Linked DNA regions of Homo sapiens: region 2 is linked to region 1. Evidence: chromatin loops called from intact Hi-C (ENCODE). Cell type or tissue: heart right ventricle. All regions are shown on one strand. Each heading gives the region's core, and the rest is flanking DNA. Links, peaks and the distances in the headings are about the cores only.

Evidence for each region. Peaks named below come from ENCODE experiments on the same cell type or tissue, not always from the same donor. Only the 100,000 strongest peaks of a DNase experiment are listed, where the experiment ranks them.
Region 2: it touches region 1 in a loop (2.0-fold over the local background); 5 of 110 quality-filtered maps call a loop at or near these places.

The regions. Positions count from the first base shown.
Region 1 is chr12:49,575,582-49,585,221 of GRCh38, forward strand. It overlaps a transcript of FAM186B not described here. Among named protein-coding and RNA genes, the nearest start is that of MCRS1, 12 kb to the left of the region's middle. RefSeq lists enhancers at 6,675-6,724, 6,825-6,874. In heart right ventricle, for the core only: CTCF peaks have their summits at 5,130 (motif pointing left) and 5,331; a DNase peak (open chromatin) is centred at 5,120; H3K27ac peaks cover 4,427 bases.
Region 2 is chr12:49,533,975-49,543,614 of GRCh38, forward strand. It overlaps KCNH3 (potassium voltage-gated channel subfamily H member 3), which reads left to right and starts at 5,056. Exons shown (of 15, transcript NM_012284.3): 1 at 5,056-5,518; 2 at 6,925-7,158; 3 at 7,656-7,790; 4 at 8,732-8,865; 5 at 9,301-9,544. The coding sequence starts at 5,443. RefSeq lists silencers at 4,017-4,136, 4,867-5,046 and enhancers at 4,364-5,175, 5,176-5,985, 6,630-6,679, 8,486-9,640, 9,032-9,640. In heart right ventricle, for the core only: no CTCF peak of the experiment used is centred there; DNase peaks (open chromatin) are centred at 3,567, 4,754 and 5,007; H3K4me3 peaks cover 2,134 bases; H3K27me3 peaks cover 3,616 bases.

The sequences.
Region 1 (9,640 bases), core at 1,169-9,168:
TTGGCAGGCACCTGTAATCCCAGCTACTCGGGAGGCTGAGGCAGGAGAATTGCTTGAACTTGGGAGACAGAGGTTGCAGTGAGCTGAGATTGTGCAACTGCACTCCAGCCTGGATGACAGAGTGAGACTCCATTTCCGAATAAAAAAAAAAAATGTAAAAGAGTAAAACCACAAATTTATAATGTCACAGTAGAGAAAGTGTTTTCTAGAATGGCACACATTTTCTCATAGCTTTAAAAAAAGACAAATTCTGTCAACATAAAAATCTATAATTTCTACAGAGTGAAAAACACCATAAACAAAGACGAATGGCAAAGTAGGGAAAATATTTGCAACCCGTATCATAGTCAGAGGGGCTAATTTGCTTAATATGTACAAAATCTCTACAAATCAATATGAAAAATAGCAAATTCAATAAGAAAATGGGATGGTTAATGGAAAGATAAACATCTCTTAAACATGAAAAAATACTCAACCTCACAAGACAATTGAAACTACATTTGGTATAATTTTTCACCCACTGATTGGCAAAAAATCTAGATGTTGGACACTTAGCCTTGGCGTGGTTGTAGGGTAATAAGCACTCTCGTGTTGCTGTTAGAACTGTAATTCATTAAGACTTGTCAGAATTACAAATGCATAGAATTTCTGATCCAATGTACTTTCACATATGCAAAATAAATTACATATAAAATTATCAGCCAGGTGTGGTGGCTCACACCTGTAATCCTAGCACTTAGGGAGGCCAAGGTGGTAGGACTGCTTAAGCCCAGGAGTTCAAGACCAGCCTGGGCAAAGTGGCGAGACCTCGTCTCTACAAAAAAATGAAAATTAAAAAATTAGCTGGGTGCAGTAGTCCCAGCCACTTGGGAGGGTGAGGTGGGAGGATCTCTTGAGCCCAGGAGTTCAAGGCAGCAGTGAGCTATGATCATACCACTGCACTGCAGCATGGGACAAAGTGAGACCGCCTCTCTTAAAAAGAAAAAAAAAAGAAAACAGTTATCAGCTGGAGCATTGTTCATATTAGCAAGTTTAGCAAAAACCAACTCACACATCTCTCACTAGAGGACTGATTAAATAAATCATTGCACATGCATACAATGGAATATCATACAGCCAGGCTGAAGAGCTGTCACAAAAATCTTTATAGGCCATGATTGGACTTTATCCTGAGAAGAATGAAGAGCCATTAATGAATTTTTAAGCAGAAGTGTGGAATTAGACCAGCATTTTAGATATCTCTGGCTTAGTATGGAGCATAGATTGAAAGAGTAAAACAGAAGCCAGGGAGATTAGTTGGTGGCCCAATTTAGGGTAGTCACTGAGGGGAAGACACAAAAGATGTAGACGATGACAGGGCTTGGTGAGAGATTGCATGAATGGGTGCAGGAGCTCAGGCACCTATGATGCCCAGTTCAGGCTTTGGCAGTGGATGAGGCTGGCAGATATGCATTGAGACCAGAGGCACAAGTGGAGCTGCAGGGTTGGGGATGAGAAGGAAAGGTGATGAGTTTCATTTGCATTGATTGAGTTGGAGGTGCCAGTGGGCAGCCAGTTGGGATGTGCAGTTGAGCGTTTGCATATACAGCTCTATGACTCAGAGGAGAGATTGGAATTGGGGATGGATTTGGGAATCTTCATCATACAGCTGATGTTTGAGGCAATAGGGCAATCTGAAGTCATGTTGGGATGTCCTGTGGCATGAGAGGAGAGTCCAGGCACTGGAGCAGCCCCTAGGGAACACAGGCAGAAGAGAATGAAAATCCGCGGGAGCTGGAGGAGTGTGGGGAACGTGGGTGGGAAACCAAGAAGAGCATCATATCACGGACCTCAAGGAAGAATGTGCTCGGGTTTTACTGGTGTCTGTCTCTCCCTTGATTTAAAATCCTCCACATAAACTGGGTTTTATTTTTCTTTGTTTTCTCCCCATCTGTCTTATCCCACCTTCAATCGGCATGAGGTTTTGTGCATAATAACTATGTCTGTGGACAAACAAAGGCATGAGTGAGTGACTACAGTTGTAGCTGGTTCTTTACATGACTGTTGTGCACACCTCCACACCTGCTCCTCTCCTTGCTCTCCCTGTCTCCATTCTTCTTTAAATTCTCCACGTTGTCATCAGTGGCTCTCCACTGCCTACAGAGGAGCATCCTCTGGTTGGTCTTCAAGCCCATCCACATCCAGCCCCAGCTGGGCTTATCTCCTACAACACGTGGTGTGGAACTACACCCAGGCTGGCCGCTTGCTGCCACATGAACATGCTCTGTGCTTACAGTGTCCTTTTCCCTTGGATTTCCTGCCTCCCGCCCCCTGCAATAGTTCCACCCATCCTTCCACATTTCATGGAGATCCCACTTAGTCCCAAAGGCCTCCCCAGACCTTCACTGCCATATGTCTTCCCCATTCTCTGTTGCACTTTGTCTTGCATTCCCACACTAGCTCCCTACCAGTTACTACTCTTTCTCCACACTGGCGTGTGAGGGGAGTCTGTCCCAATGTCACCATTCCCCCATGACTTGCCTCCCCACCTTTTCAAGTCTCTACTCAAGCGTCACCCTGCGAGGCTTGCCATGACCCCTCTGTTTTCATCGCCAACTCCAGCACTTGGCACAGTACAATTGCTGAAGGAGTGGTGGGTAGATTGTGAGTCCTCGGGAGTTCAGGACAATACTTGAATTTATTTCTGTAACTGTGCCAGTGCTTTGCATCCAGTCAGCACCCTGTGTTTGCAGTAGGCTCCTGGGAAATGAGTTTTACTCACTTCCGTGCCCCTGCTGCCTAATACAGATCATGGCACCACAGTAGGTGCTCAATAAATGTTTAAGGAATCAATAAATGAAAAATTACACATTTAATTGCCCTCGGGAGCCTCCAGAGAGGCCACTGATTGTGCAAACTCACTGGTTTGTGTGTGCTTCCTGCCAGTGCTGACAGGCTGCCTTATGGGCCGGTGACAAGCTGTGTCCTGTAAACCTGGCTGTGCTGAGGGACGGTGACATGCAGCTCACAGAAGGCACTAGGGCTGTCATGGTGGCCAAGCATTTAATACAACGATTGTGGTGCTCCAGGCAGAAACACAGCCCGGAAGAAGCCTCAGAGGCAGCCAAGGAGGGATGGGAGCACTTACTCCTTAGGGAAAGCTTGACTTGGTTTCTACTGTGTGCATGGCCCTCTGAAGGTCCGGGTAGAGGGGAAGCTACAGCTGTGAGAGCAACTGGGCATCCGTCTTAAAGAGTTTCAGGTCTAGTGGGGTTGAGGACAGGCTCACCGATAATCCCAGAACAAAGGCAAGATGGACCAATGCTGGAAGAGATCCACGCACAAAGGCAGGAGAGCCCGTCCCCAGGAGAAGGGGAGGCTTAGGGAGGATTAGTGGAAGCTTCGTGGTGGAAGGGCCATCTGAGCTCATTGACTAAGCATTTTTTTTTTTTTTTTGAGACAGAGTCTCACTCTTGTCTCTCCGGCTGGAGTGCAATGATCTCGGCTCACTTGAATCTCCACTTCCCAAATTCAAGCGATTCTCCTGCCTCAGCCTCCTGAGAAGCTGGGATTACAGGTGCCTGCCACCATGCCTGACTAAGTTTTGTATTTTTTAGTAGAGACAGGGTTTCACCATGTTGGCCAGGCTGGTCTCAAACTCAATCTCAGGTGATCCACCCACCGCGGCCTCCCAAAGTGCTGGGATTACAGGCGTGAGCCACCACGTCCGGCCTTCATGACTAGGCTTTCTGAATGGGGTGGGAATTGAAACAGCTTCCAGCTGGTCTCCCTGCGCCCTGCTCCCAGTCTATGCTCATGGTTGCAGCCAGACGATGCTCTTGAATTGAAGGGCACATGATGTCACTTCTCTGCTTAGAATTCTGCAATGGCTCCCATTGCATTCCGGGTGAACAGAGGTCCTTACGGTGGCCTACAAGGCCTTGTGTGACCGGCCTCCCAGTGGCCTCTGCAACGTGGCTCCTCCCACCCTCCCACTCACCCACACCAGGTACCCCGGGCACCTTGCTGCCCCCTGAGTGTGCCAGGCAGGCTCTCACCTCAGCCTGCTCTCCCTGCCTGGCACGCCCTTCCCGCAGCTCACCTCCTCACCTGCTTCAAGTCTTCACTGAAACGTCCTGCCATGCCCTCTCTGCTTTAAATGGTAACACCCACTCCCCTGCACTCTGCTGCCTTATCCCTCTTGAAATTTGTGTTTCTCCATGGAACCTTTTACGTTCTGACATAACTGTGCATTTTACTACTTATTTTTGTTTCTTGTCTTTTCCCCCCATAGAATGTAAGCTTTGTGAAAGCAGTTTTTTGTTTGTTTGTTTGTTTTTTGAGATGGAGTCTCGCTCAGTCGCCCAGGCTGGAGTGCAGTGGCACGATCATGGCTCACACAACCTCCGCCTCCCGGGTTCATGCCATTCTCCTGCCTCAGCCTCCCGAGTAGCTGGGACTACAGGCGCCCGCCACCACGCCCGGCTAATTTTTTTTATTTTTAGTGGAGATGGGGTTTCACCATGTTAGCCAGGATGGTCTCGATTTCCTGACCTTATGATGTGCCCGCTTCGGCCTCCGAAAGTGCTGGGATTACAGGCGTGAGCCACTGCACCTGGCCATGAAAGCACTTTTTAAAAATCTGTTTTACTCACTACAGTATCCCTAACACCTAGAACACTGCCTCATGTTAGGTGCCTAATAGGTACTTGTTGAATGAATGAATGAGTAAATGAATCAATGGGGCCATGCTGCATGCTTGAGGAAGTCCATGGGAAGGGCCTCCTGGCAGAGCTCCTAAAAACTGCTGCCCAAAGGGTCATTTGCAGGGATAGATCTGTGCCATACAGAGCAGAGGACCTGCTGGGGGTAGGCGATCAAGCGAGGAGGAAGGGTCCCCAGTCCAAGGGAGAGCAGACTCCACAACCATGAGTCCTCTGCAGGATCCCCGTGTCCCAGCATGGGTCAGGAATGCCTTCTCCCTCTGCTGCACTTGCTGTCCACGCTCCACCTGCACCTTCCCAGGAACTCACCAGCTCCCCTCCTGTCAGTCTTCCCGCAGTTCCCTCCCTTCTAATTCTTGAATTCCCGGCCCCTCTCCAGGCCAGCTGAGGCCCTTAGACAAGCACTTTGCTGCCTCCTTGTGGCTTCTGCAGGAAAGGCTTCTCCTCTCTTCCAGAGAGTGAGGATACGGGGCGCCTAACAGACAGCCTGGGGGTGATGAGAGAGGAAACCGAATCTTCTTGACCAGTGGTGGCCTGAATCATTGGCAGCTGCCCGCTCACAGCACTGCTGCCTGTGGCAGTGAACTCTGTGGCAGCGCCCTGACTGGTGCACTAGCTGGACTCAGGCTTTGGTTGTTCCAGGCTGCTCAGCTCCTGGGAAAGAATGTGAGGCAGCAGTCAGACCCCAGGGCCTGCCTCAAGGGTCACTGAGGTCAGTGACTAGTGTATCCAGCCTCCACCTGCTCAGCTTCCTCCCAGCTCAGAGGCAATAAATAGTGTTTGAGGGGTGATGAAGCCACCAGCCAGCGCAGGGCCTCCCAGGGTGTGCAGAGAGCAGGGGCAGGGTGTGACACAAGAGCCAGGGCCAGGATATGTAGAACTGGAGCATGGGAGGCCACTCAGCCTCCTAATTGGCTAATTGGCTGGGATGTTACCTGCTTAAGCTAATTGCCCCCAAATGGAGGAATATTCTAGAAGGCTCCTGGGTTATCTAGTGGACCCATAACTTACAAGACTGCCTGAGAAGACTGCTTTATTTTTTACTTTACTGGGTAACTTTTTCTTTCTGGCTGCTTTCAAGTTCTCTCATCTTTGGTTTCAGGTTTGACTATGATATGCTGAGGTATGTTTTCCTTTGTATTTATCTTGCTTCAGTTCTCTGAGCTCCTTGGATCTGTGGCTTCTTGTCTTTAATTTTGGAAATTCTCAGTGATTATCTCTTCAAGTAGCTTGTTAAATATTTCTTCTCCCTTTTTCTGGGACTTTGATCACATGTGTGTGAAACCATTGGTATTGTCCCACACATCTTGGGTGTTTGGTTTGGGGGTTGCTGATTTGTTGCTTTGTTTTTACTCTCTCTGTGTTATAGTTGGCTAATTTCTATTGATCTTGCCTCAATTCACATATTTTTTTGCCTTGCTTTTGTCTAGTTGGCTGATAAACCTGCCAAAGGATTTCTATATCTCTGATGTTAAGATTTTCTTTTCTTTTCTTTTCTTTTTTTTTTTTGAGACAGAGTCTCACTCTGTCACCAGGCTGGAGTGCAGTGGCACAATCTCAACTTACTGCAACCTCCACCTCCTGGGTTCAAGCAATTTTCCTGCCTCAGCCCCCCAAGTAGCTGGGACTACAGGCACGTGCCACCATGGCCAGCTAATTTTTGTGTTTTTAGTAGAGACGGGGTTTCACCGTGTTGGCCAGGATTGTCTCGATCTCTTGACCTCATGATCCGCCCACCTTGGCCTCCCAAAGTGCTAGGATTACAGGCGTGAGCCACTGCACCCAGCAAGATTTTCATTTCTGGCATCTTCAAGTTTCCATTTCTTTTGTACAATTCCCTCTCTCTACTCAAATTCCACGTCTGTTCCTGCATGTTGCCCACCTGTTAGAGGCAGATCCTGTAACATGTTAGATGTAGCTACCTTCAAATTCCTGCCTTCAAAGCCCTCACTTGATAGTTAACAGCATCCCAGCCATACACATCTTCTCTTCTTGAGAAGGTGACTCCTCTGATCATAGAATCATGCTCATCTGTTTTCTGACTTTTCAGACCATGCATGGCTTTCCCCTCCCTGGCTCTATGCCTGGGTTGTTTTTGAAGGGGTTTTCTCCTTTCCACTGTATGCCTCTGCAGTTAGTCAAGGCCAGAGTAGACCCTTCTCCCATGTCATCTTCCACATTTGTTTTGGTTCCTCATCTGAGGCTGTGGGCCATGCAAGCAGAGCTATGGCCAGTCCCCGAATATGGCTTGAAGCAATGCTCAAAAAAATACTCCTTCCCATGCCTTGTCTTCCCTGAATTTTTTGGGGGTAGAAGCAATACATTGACCAGAAATGTCAACTTTGCTCTTAAAAAAAATTAGGCTCCTGTATAGTATCAGTGAACCTCATCACTAGAAAAACACCCGACACACACACACACACACACACTTACACATATATACACATGCATACACATACATGTATACACACATACACATTTATACACACACATACACATATACACACATGTGCACATACATACATAAATACATCCACAGCTACATAAATACATACATATATACACAAACGTATACATACACACACATATATACACAAAGATACACACACATATATATTTGTCTTCCAACCCTCTTGGCTTCACAGCTTGGCCCGTGCAGGCTTTCTTTGCCTTTAAGAAGATGAAATTGTTACCAAAGCAGGAGAAGAATGTCAGACACTCTGCATGCTTGCCAGAGAGCTCGCTAGAGGACGTGCAGAAGGTCAAAGTCCTCCATCACCAGAGCAAGTTCAGCCACCAGGCCCCTTAAGCACAGTGCCAAGAGCCTGTGAAAACATGAAACCTTTGAAAATATGGGTGCCAAAATATAAAAACAAAGAATGTATGAATAGTATGAAATCTTTATAAAACATAATATTGTCAGTTTCATTCACTGTCAAATTTAATATTCAAAATAGTCTCATTACATTTATAAAACTTGTTCAATTTCTTCTCTGTGCATTCTGATTGCTGAGATGTCACTCACAGCTAAGTACACATTAAATAACTTACTCATAGCCAGTTAATTTCTGAAGCAAGGTTATAAAAATGCTTTCTAATTATTTAGAGCGATACATTTAGTGTGAGGGCATTTTAAGATGTTAAGTATCATTGGGGTGAGGCCTCCAGAAAAGAAAGAGCCTGGGACCCGAGAGGCTGGAAACAGCCCAGGGCCAGCACAGCTGTGCTGTGCATGTGTCCTGCATCATGATGCCAACTCCCCTTCCTCCCACACTAGGCATCCTCGCGATATCTTAAGCTGCGACTCAGAAAACAAATCCTACTCCTGGCATCATCCACAGAACCAGCTGTTCACACCCCACATCCTCCTCAGCTTTCTGGAGTCTCAGCCTTAGGCTGGAAGCAAGGATGGGCGCCATTCCTGAGGAAGAGAACCGCTGGACATGGGTTCTCTGAGGATGGGGTAATTTCCTATTTGTATGCCTGTTCCCTAGGCCAAGGGTGCTGGTGAGTGGAGAAGGACAGGGTGGGGGAGACTCAGCAGGGACCAGGCAAGCAGCTGTGTGTCAAGAGGAGGGTGTGTAGGTGCTCGTGAGCTGATTGAACTAACCGAATTAGTGTCTTAACTGAACTGACAGACGCTTGCCAGAGACGGCCTCCTTAGCCCACACCGTCTATATTTGAACCTCATGTCTCCATGTCTTCCACCTTTGTCCTCAGAGACACGCTCACCTTTGCCTCCCACCTTATGACACCTGGCTCTGGTCTGTATTTGGTATCTCCTTTTGTTCTCACCTTCTGAGCTTTCATGCAGATCACTGGCATGTCAGTGACATATCTGTCCATATTTTGATTAAATGAAGAGTTACACCTACTAAGTGCCAGGTGCCAATCACAGCTATCTCGGCATGTTTGCTCCCAAAGGACACAGACAACACTCAGAGGGTTCTAAAACTGAGTTGAGGAGGTGTGGGTTTCAGCAATGAGACAGAATTTTAAAATAAACCAACCTCTATTTTATTAAAATGTAGAGTTTGGGGACTGCAGGAGGGAAGCAGTGTTTCTCAAAGTTCTAGGAGTACTCAGCAACCCCCAGAGGGTTTCTTTAAAAGCACCAGCTGGGAACCTGCATTTTGACCAAGTTCTCTGTGGGTTTCCGTCCCTCAGAAGGTTGAGAATCACTGGCTGAGGGATGCAGTGGAGACTGGGGCTGTCTTGATCCTTCTGGCTTATTTGGGTTCCAGGGAGTGACTCGCTTGACTTTTTTTGAACAAGCTAAGCGGATTCATTTGTAGGTTCCTGGCATTCCTTCCTTTGGTTCGCTGAGGCGCTGCAAGAGTTAGTAGAGTTACAGGTGGGGGAGTAACTGAGACAAGGCCCAGGCCATGTGAGTGCCATCCCACACCTGAGCACTTCCCAGAGCCAAGTCCAGAGCTGAGCCCAGACTCAGCCTGGACACAGAACTGCTCAACACAACGTCCTCCCAAGTCCCAGGGGCTCTGCTTCTCTTCCTGCGAATCTGCCTTTTGCCTGACCTCACAAAAGACTTCCTCTTCCCTCCCCTCATTCTTTGCTCCTTCCCACCCATCCATGTTTCCTCAGCCCTAGCCCCATCTAGTCTCTTTCCCAGAGGCCGCATTGTAAGCCCTCCTGTCGTCTCCAGCATGTTAGATGCCTGTGTGAGTCTGTTCATGTGCATCTCGGTGTACACGTGTACCAGCATGGTTTTTTGTTTCGTTTTGTTTTGTTTTTTAAGATGGAGTCTCGCTGTGTCCCCAGGCTGGAGTGCAGTGGCGCAATCTTGGCTCACTGCAAGCTCTGCCTCCTGCGTTCACACCACTCTCCTGCCTCAGCCTCCTGAGTAGCTGGGACTACAGGCGCCCGCCACCATGCCCGGCTAATTTTTTGTATTTTTAGTAGAGATGGGGTTTCACCAT
Region 2 (9,640 bases), core at 644-8,643, 42 kb before region 1:
TGAGACAGGAGACTCACTTGAACCTGGGAGGCGGAGGTTGCAATGAGCCGAGATCACACCATTCAACTCCAGCCTGGGCCACAAGAGCAAGACTCCATCTCAAAAAAAAAAAAAAAAAAGTTGATTGTGGTCTGTTCCCACTCTACTCTAGCCAGGGTCTTCCACTAAAAGAAAAGGAATCTCCTAGAATGAGACAGCCAAGGTGTGGCCAAATACTAGAGGCCTCAAAGAATTCCAAAATGTTTTATTTTGGTGGGGAGGGGGAACCCTCAGGCTTCATCCTGAGCTCATTTCCCTGGTCCCAGCACCGAGGGCCAGAGATTGGTTGTGGTGGTTGTTGTTGTTGTTGTTGTTGTTGTTGTTGTTGTTGTTGTTGAGACAGAGTCTGGCTCTGTCGCCCAGGCTGGAGTGTAGTAGCACGATCTCAGTTTACTGCAACCTCCACCTCCTGGGTTCAAGCAACTCTCCTGCCTCAGCCTCCGGAGTAGCTGGGATTACAGGCGTGTACCACCATGCCCTGTTAATTTTTGTATTTTTAGTAGAGATGGGGTTTCACCATGTTGGCCAGGCTGGCCTTGAACACCTGATCTCAAGTGATCCGCCCACCTCGGCCTCCCAAAGTGTTGGGATTATAGGCGTGAACCACTGTGCCCGGCCAGGCCAGGGCTTTTTAAAAATAACAGCTGGCTAAGGTTCATTTCACAAATCAAAAGACCCGATGCTCTGCAAGATAAAGTACCTCTGCACACCCTGGGTCTCCCAGCTGGCCAGTGGCAGAGCTAGATTGGAACCCCAACTAGTCTGACTTGAAAGCCCAAGATTTTCCCACCATACAACACACCTTAGAAGCAGAGCCTGGCCTTGCTGGCTGAGAGCCAGGCTCAGGCCTGGGGACCTCCAGAGAGGAAGGTGGAGAGAGTGGGAAGAGACGGGGAGAGGGGAGGGGCCCCTGGGCTCTGTTCCTCGACAGCCGCCTATTCCCACTCCCTGAGCACAGTGTCTGACTCCGCCTGCGCTTTGTGGTTGCGGGGTAGGGGGACTTTTTCCATCCTTTGTGTCTTGAGCGGTTTTTTCCTTGCTTTGCGCTTCCCTACTGTCTCTCCATATTCCTTTTTGTAGCTAATACTCCCACAGGCCTCCCACGGCAGCTCCAAAATGCAGCCTCCCGAGTTTCTTGTTGACAGAGGCTTTGAGCATCTCTGAACAGGGATCCTCCTCAACATTCCCCTCCCTGTGACTCCCCACCACGGCCAAATGCGTCAAGAGCTGGCGGAAGGGGAGAGGAAAAGGAGTTACAGTGAGGAGGACTATGGTGCCCATCTCCCAGGGCCCTGCTCAATTTTCAACTCCCCAATGCCCGTCTTACTCTCTCCTAAATGTGGGTCCCTGCCCTTTGTGCATGTGGGTTGGGGGCTGGAGGAAAGATGGAAGGAAAAGATAGGGAATTAAAAGAATAAAAGAGGACCAAGCAAGGTGGCTCATGCCTGTAATCCCAGCATTTTGGGAGGCCGAGGCAGGTGGATCACCTGAGGTCAGGAGTTCAAGACCAGCCTGGCAACCCAGGTGAAACCTCGTCTCTACTAAAAATACAAAAACTAGCTGGGCATGGTGGCAGGCACCTGTAATCACAGCTACTCGGGAGGCTGAGGCAGGAGAATCATTTGAACCCAGGATGCAGATGTTGCAGTGAGCCGAGATCATGCCATTGCACTCCAGCCTGGGTGACAGAGCAAGACTCCGTTCAAAAAAAAGGAATAAAAGAAAAAACATAAAAATTAAAAAAGAATAGAAAAAAAAGATAGGGAATTGTGACTAAGAGCTGGGGGAATCCATACAAACAAAAGCCAGGTCTGGCAGGAAGATCTGAGGGACTGGGTAAAGGTGAAGAGAGAGGATAGTGGGCTGAGATCCTGTGCCTGATCACGCTCATCTAAAACAGGCCACATAAAGGAAAGGGTCAGTGGCGGTACCCCCTCCCAGTACGCATTCACATGAGTTCTTTGAGGGGCAATGGGGGAAGGGGTTTAAAGGCCCAAACAGGCCTTTGACTTTTCACTCTGCAATAAGAATGGTAATAACATTCCATAAATATTAGTGTATTTTCTTCTCCTGGAAGTGGGAACCAGGGCAGCAAAGGGTGACATGGGCATTGTGCCTGGAGCTGCTGGAGGAGGCAGTGCACCTCAGACTAGGGACTTGACCTCGCTGCCCCAAGTTTTTCATCCGTGAATTGGCAGTTATAGCTAATAACTAGCTCATAGCGTTATTATGAAGATTAATGGGACGATCCAAGTAAAGCACTTTGCACAGTGCCTGGCACAAAGTTAATGCTCAATAAGTGTAAGCTGCTGTAATCCTCAGGGGCACCCCACACATTCCATCTCACCCTGATCACCCTAACCCAAGGTGTCTGGTTTGGCTTAATGCCCAAAACCAGCCCCAGCAGGTGAGCTGGAAGCCTGAAAGTCTAAACACTTAGGCCTTACAGGGATAAGTGTAAGGCCACCCAGACATGCTACACAAGCCCAGATGACCAGTCCTCTGAGTGCCCACACAGTTAGGCTAGAGAGAGGTAGACCCAACGACCTAGGGCTGGGAGACTGTCAGGGTTCTAACCCTGGCTGTGTCATTTATCAACTCTGTTACCTTGAGCAAGTCTCTCTCTCCCTCCTCCTCCCCCTCCTCCTCTTCTCCCTCTCCCTCCCCTCCTCCTCCTCCTCCACCTCTTCTTCTTCTTAACTTCTTCCTTCTTCTTCCTTCCTCCTTTCTCCTTCCTCCTTTCTCTCTTCTCCTTCTTCTCCTTCTCCTCCTTCTTCTTCTTTCTTCTTTCTTCTTCTTCCTCTCTCCCTCTCTCTCAGCTCTGGTTCCTCCTTTGTGAAATGGAGCATAAGGAGCCCCCACCCTGGCTGTTTCACAGGGCTCCTAGGAGACTCAAAATCAGACAACAAACATTTACATGTTGCAGGTGTCACACACTGTTCTAGATCCTCTACACATACTCACTCATTGAATCCTCATTACGACCCTCTGATGTTATTATTAGCATCCGCATTTTACAGATGAGAGAACTGAGTCAGAGAAGGGTTAATAACTTGCCTTTAAAAATCACACAGACAGGCCAGGTGTGGTGGCTCTCGCCTGTAATCCCAGCACTTTGAGAGGCTGAGGCGGGCAGATCACCTGAAGTCAAGAGTTCGAGATGAGCCTGGCCAACATGGTGAAACCCAATCTCTACTAAAAATACAAACATTAGCGGGGCGTGGTGGCGCATGCCTGTGGTCCCAACTACTTGGGAGGCTGAGGCAGGATAATTGCTTGAACTTGGTCGGCATAGGTTGCAGTGAGCAGAGATAGCTCCAATGCACTCCAGCCTGGGCGACAGAGGGAGACTCCGTCACAAAAAAAAAAAAAAAAAAAAAAAAATTCACACAGACCAAAATTAAAAAAAAAATTTAATCACAGGGACAGCAAGTGGCAGACCTGGTTCCCAAGTGGGTGGGTGATTTCAATTGTGGCCTTATCCTGTCTCAAAGTGAACTGACTCCTAAAATGTCCTTCTTTTTAGTAGACAGCTGGACCGCCGCCTGGAGAGGAAGCCTTGAACGGCTGGGGGAGGGGATTACTTTACAGCCAGGATCCAGCCAAGGCTGGGGATGAGATGGGAGTAGGATCTCCCGACTCCTTAGGGTCACTCCTCAGGGTCACTCCTCGTCCTGGGGACCAGATTCCAGGCTTCACAGGACCGGAGAAGGAGGAGCGCGTCCTCCCTTCCCAAAGCGCCAGCTCATTTAGATACAGGTGCCTGGGGCTTTGGCTCTCGTCGCTGATGAGGGGTAGCATCTTTCTGATGCTGGTGACTGTGAGTGCGTCTCGAGGGATGGGGGTGCTGAGCCTACCGCTTCGCTCGTTAGGGAACAAATTGCTGTTTTGGCCCCGGCGGCTCCTCTGGGCGCGGGCGGCAGCCGCGCTCGCTGGCAAATCGTGGGAGGGAGGAGGAGCGGCGCTGGCAGGCAAGTCCGGGGGACCGTCGCAGCGCGGGAGGCCAAGAAAAGACGGCCGCCCCGGGCCCGGCTCCGCCCCGCCGGGAAGGGGCTCCCTGCAGCCGCCCCAGGGCAGCACCCCGCGCGGCGCCGCGCGGAGCTCTCCAGGACGAGCTGCGTGAGGCGCGGGGCTCGGCCTTCCTCGCTCTCCTGGTGCCAGGACCCGCACGCACAAGGTTCGGAAGTTTTTTCGCAGTGTCTGACCCCTGCCGGTCCCCTGTATTTACCACCTGACCCTCTAGCGCGCTTAGGAGAGGCAAGAGGTGACAAATGCCAGAGGGAAATGGAGGGGCAGGACAAGGGGTCTGGCGCTCCCCTCCCCACCACACACCCTTTCCGCCCACGGGGTCACACGGAGGACGTCTGACCCTTACTCCTAGGGCTACCCACCCTCTGGTTTCCAGGCAGCTCCTGCTTGCGGAGACACCTCATAGGAGCAGCTGGATCCATTTTCCAGAGCGTCAAGTTGAGGATGAGAAAGTCTCGAGGGCCGGGCAGCTGTGCGCGCAGAACCCCCGCCCCATCTGCTTTTAGATTTCCCGGGTGCGGCTGGAGCCCCTCTAGAGCGCCGGCCTCCGCTGGCCGCAGGGCCTTCACCTGCGCCTGTCGCCCTGTCCCCTTGCCCACTGCATTTTCCTCGGGGAGAGCATCTTCCACAGCATGCGTCCCCTGCCCCCCACGCCCCGAGCCCCCCTCCCATTCCGCCGGGGGAGGAGAGGCTGCTAGGAGGCTCTCGGAGAGCCCCCGGGCTGCAGAGAAAGACGCCTCCCCTCTGCGGCTGAGGCCGAGTGAGCCAAAGGGGGCCGGCCGCTCGCCAGTGGTTCTCCGAGGTACGGGCGGGGAGGCCCGCGGGGTGGGATCAGGGCGGCCGCCACCTCCCCGCCCCCGCCGAGGTCCCGAAGGGAGGGGAGCCCTCCGCGGGAGGCCTGTCCCTTTAAGGAGGCGGCCCTGGCTGGGTGTGCCCCGTCTCCATGGTTACCCCGGTGCAGGCGGCGGGCGCGGGAGGGAGGGAGGGAGGCTGCAGCTTCTCCCCGACAGACGGAGGGAGCTGCCGAGAGCCGGCGCCGAGCGAAGCCGAGCGGAAGCCCACCCGCAGCCGACACGCGAGCCGCTGCCGCGGCGGGAGGTGCTGAGAGCGCGGCGGCCGCGGGGCCTGGAGCCCGGGATTTGTGGGCGGCGAGGGCGCGAGGGGCCGCGCGCCATGCTCCGGGCCCCGACGGCGCGGACGCCCCCTCGCGCGCCAGCGTCCGGCGCGACCCCGGATCCCGGTCTGCGCATTGCCCCCCGACGGCTGCGCTAGGGAGCGCGGGGCCCGGCGGGGGGCGGCCGAGCTGGGCGCCCTCCCCCGGCGCGGAGTCCCCGCACCCCGGAGGGATGGGGCGGGCAGCCGCGGGCGCCTAAGATGCCGGCCATGCGGGGCCTCCTGGCGCCGCAGAACACCTTCCTGGACACCATCGCTACGCGCTTCGACGGCACGCGTGAGTCCGACCCTCGCCCACTTGCACCCGGGCCGCCGGACCCTCGCCAGGGCTCCCGCCTTCCCCGAACCCCCAGCAGCCCAGCTTGGCGCCAGCCTATTCTCACCCTCTCCTCCCTACCCGCCCCTCTTGAGGCTGGGGCCATCGTCTCCTGCTAGGCGCTGTTTCCCCGAAGGTTCGAAGGTTCGGGGTCAACACTGCTTCAGGCGAGGCAACAGGGCCAGAAGTCCCTGGGTGTGGGTCCTGGGATGCTCTCTGTTAGCCGGGTCTCGAACCCGAACCTAGTCAGTCTGACCCATCCCACCCCTGCGTCTGGCGCTGTCGCAGCAACTACCCTCGGACTGGTGGGGTAAGGCGAGGCGGGTGAACAGTGCTCAGGGACAGCTGAGAGGGCTCAAAACACAGATTTAGAAAAGAGATTTGCAAACGGAGATAAGAGTAGGCGGCACTCGGGAGAGCACCGTGTGTCCAAGCCCCGTGTCTCATAGCCTGAACCCCCTAGACTTGGGGAGGCCATCTAGCCCCAAGAAGATGGTTTGGGGACTCCCATCAGGACTGGGGAAGTTTGGAGAAGGCGCCCCGAGCTCTGGATCCCCGGTTCTGGGGGCTCTGAGCACAGGGGAAGTGATGAAAGCCCCTCCCTCCTCCTCTCCCTCACATCCCCCGTGGGGCTTCCCAGCTCTCTGCCTAGGTCCTCCTTGGTCTCCGGTTCCTGATAGGGGGTGGGAGCCCAGCCCTGCGCTCTCCCCACTCCGGGCTCCTCCATCTGCTTTGCCAGTGTGCTTGGCTCCTGCAGCCTGCTGATTCAGTGCCCCCCACTCCCCAATACATTCCTGGCTCCTGGCTCCCGTGCTCAGTCACCATTCTTACACCCCCATTCTTGATCACATTCACTAATTCCTGAGCCAGGTCAGGCAGCTAGGGCTAAAACACAGACAGCAGGATGTATGGTGGTCTGGGGTTGCCTCCAGTCTAGGTGTGTCTCAGTGGGAGAAGCCAGACAGCCAACCTGGGTACCTGGCTAGTGGGTGAGCCTGGCAGAAGTAGAGGTGGGGCTGAGGCTGGCCCAGAGCTGGCAGGGCAGTCCTCATTAGGGATTCCCCAATCCCAGCCCTTACCCCACATTGCTCAGGACACCCTCCAGAAGGCACAGTGCCCGCACAGCGCTTCATTCACCGACCTCAGTTCACATGTGCTGATCCTTGAATGTACTCACACCTGCTGCAGGGCACTGACAAACAGGTGACACACACTGATTGCTATTCATAAACAGCCCTGCCTTAACACACGCAGGATTCCTGGGGTTTGGAAAACCCACTCTTTGGTTGCAGGCATTTGAGAAAGGAGGGGTGGTAGGCCTCCTGCCCCTTCACCCCACGCCTCCTCTGAGAAGTGCTCTCTTGCAGACAGTAACTTCGTGCTGGGCAACGCCCAGGTGGCGGGGCTCTTCCCCGTGGTCTACTGCTCTGATGGCTTCTGTGACCTCACGGGCTTCTCCCGGGCTGAGGTCATGCAGCGGGGCTGTGCCTGCTCCTTCCTTTATGGGCCAGACACCAGTGAGCTCGTCCGCCAACAGATCCGCAAGGCCCTGGACGAGCACAAGGAGTTCAAGGCTGAGCTGATCCTGTACCGGAAGAGCGGTGAGGGGCCACCTGGCCAGCCTGCCTCACCTTTGCAGTCTCACCCAGCCTGGCACCAGCCCCATCCACTGTCCCTCCTCCTTTCTGTTGCCATCTTCTCCATCTCCCCATGTCATCCCATCTTCCCATCCCCCCATCCAACCCCTCTTGCTCCATCCCACCTCTTGCCCCGGCTCCCCATCTCTACCTGCCTCACCCTAGCCTCAGCCTGCATTCAGTTCCAACCTCGGGTTTCCCGCATCCAACAGAAAAACATCCGCATTTCGGCAGGGCAGATCTACCACACGACAGGTCTGACCGTCATGTTTGCTCTCCCTTGCTTCCTTCCCCCAATTCCATCAAGCCCTGCCTTCAGTGAAACTGGACTGCCAGCCCTTCCCCCAGGAAACCGCTAGATCCTGCCTGTGTCTTGCCCGGGATGTCAGTGGAGCCAGGGCCTCTGTCACCTCAGGCAGTGCTGAGAATAGGAGGTGGGCTGAGTTTGTTTTTGTGCCCAGGGCTCCCGTTCTGGTGTCTCCTGGATGTGATACCCATAAAGAATGAGAAAGGGGAGGTGGCTCTCTTCCTAGTCTCTCACAAGGACATCAGCGAAACCAAGAACCGAGGGGGCCCCGACAGATGGAAGGAGACAGGTAGGTGCATGTAGGTGCTGTGGTCGGGGTATTGGGTGCCGCAGGCCCGGGCGGGGCCTTGGCACCCAGTCTGAGTACGGGGGTCCCCCATGCACCTGCATTCATTTCACTCCCACTCAGGCTGCCTGAGAGGCCTGTGCTGCTCTCATCTCCACATTCCTCGGTATGGGAATATTTTTTCCAAATAGACAGATTGAGACAAAGTTGGAGTTTTTAAGTCAACTTTATTAAGAAACTGAAAGCAAACAAACCCAATTGTACCTGTGAAGCAGGTACTTTCTGACCAGTTAATAAGGTTGAGCACAGACCCACCAGGTTCCTCTTTCCTACAGCAAACCTGACTGGGGGTGGAGCTCTGGGCAAAGCCTGCTTTTAAGTTCTTCGAGTCTTTCCCCTCTTGTGTCCTCCAAGGCTGGGGCAGGCCTTTGGGCAGGTTACAAAGCTGTCAAGGCCTCTTTGCCATTTGGGGATGCTGGGGGTACTCTCCACTCCCACTCGCGTACTCCCAGTGCTGGGTCTGCCTCTCCATGATGTCAGCCTTCATTGTCACCCTCTGGTCCCTGCACTAGCTCCTGGGCTCCTGCTGTAAGTTCCCACACCTCTGCTGACGGCCTCCTGCTAGTTCTCCACCCTGGCCCTGTGAGGTACCTCCTCGCTTCCTGTCCCAGGCCTTTCCCCGTAGAGATCCTCTGGTCCAAACCTCCTCTTCCTGGAAGCAGACCCCAGAGGTAGTGTCTGTAAACACTCCTAGGACTGCCCATTGCTGGGCTGGGCAAGTGAACCCAGGAAGTGAGGAATACCTGAGCCCCCAACTCTAAACATTCTAAGTGGTCAATGAGCCAGACCAGTCCATGGGCCAGCAACTGTGTCCTACACCTGACCCGGAGCTAGGGTGTGTGGGCACACACCCATCATCTTCATGGGCCCCTCTTCTTTCGCAGGTGGTGGCCGGCGCCGATATGGCCGGGCACGATCCAAAGGCTTCAATGCCAACCGGCGGCGGAGCCGGGCCGTGCTCTACCACCTGTCCGGGCACCTGCAGAAGCAGCCCAAGGGCAAGCACAAGCTCAATAAGGTGGGCTCAGCCCTGGGATGTGTGGGAGAGGGGAGGGGCAGACGCAGAAGATGGGGAAGGGGAACCTGATCTACCACAGAGAGAATGTCCTAGGGGCCACCCAGGCCTTGCCAGCACTTTGGGGGTTGGGACTGAAGGAGGGAAGATCACATGCCTGATCCATCAGAAGAAAGTCCTGGCCTGGGAGGCAGATGGGCCTTGGTTCAATCCTGGCTCCTCCCCTAAGCAGCTGTGTGGCCAAAGCTAAGTCACTTAACTTTCCTGATCTTCAGTTTTCTGATCTATAAAATGGAGATGCTAATGCCATCTCGAAGCAGATGCTGCTTCGATAATGCAGGGATAGAAAGGAGGTGGATGCGGGTCCCAGACTCTATCCAAACTCAGCCTGTGCCAATATTCTTTCCTCTCTGCCTGGACCTGCCCTGCCTCACTCAGGGGGTGTTTGGGGAGAAACCAAACTTGCCTGAGTACAAAGTAGCCGCCATCCGGAAGTCGCCCTTCATCCTGTTGCACTGTGGGGCACTGAGAGCCACCTGGGATGGCTTCATCCTGCTCGCCACACTCTATGTGGCTGTCACTGTGCCCTACAGCGTGTGTGTGAGCACAGCACGGGAGCCCAGTGCCGCCCGCGGCCCGCCCAGCGTCTGTGACCTGGCCGTGGAGGTCCTCTTCATCCTTGGTGCGTGCACTCTGCCCCTTCCGCCCCACCCTTTGCTGGCGCCCTGGGGCTTTGCTGGGGATAGTCCACGTGGCTTCCAGGGTGCTACAGTGCCCC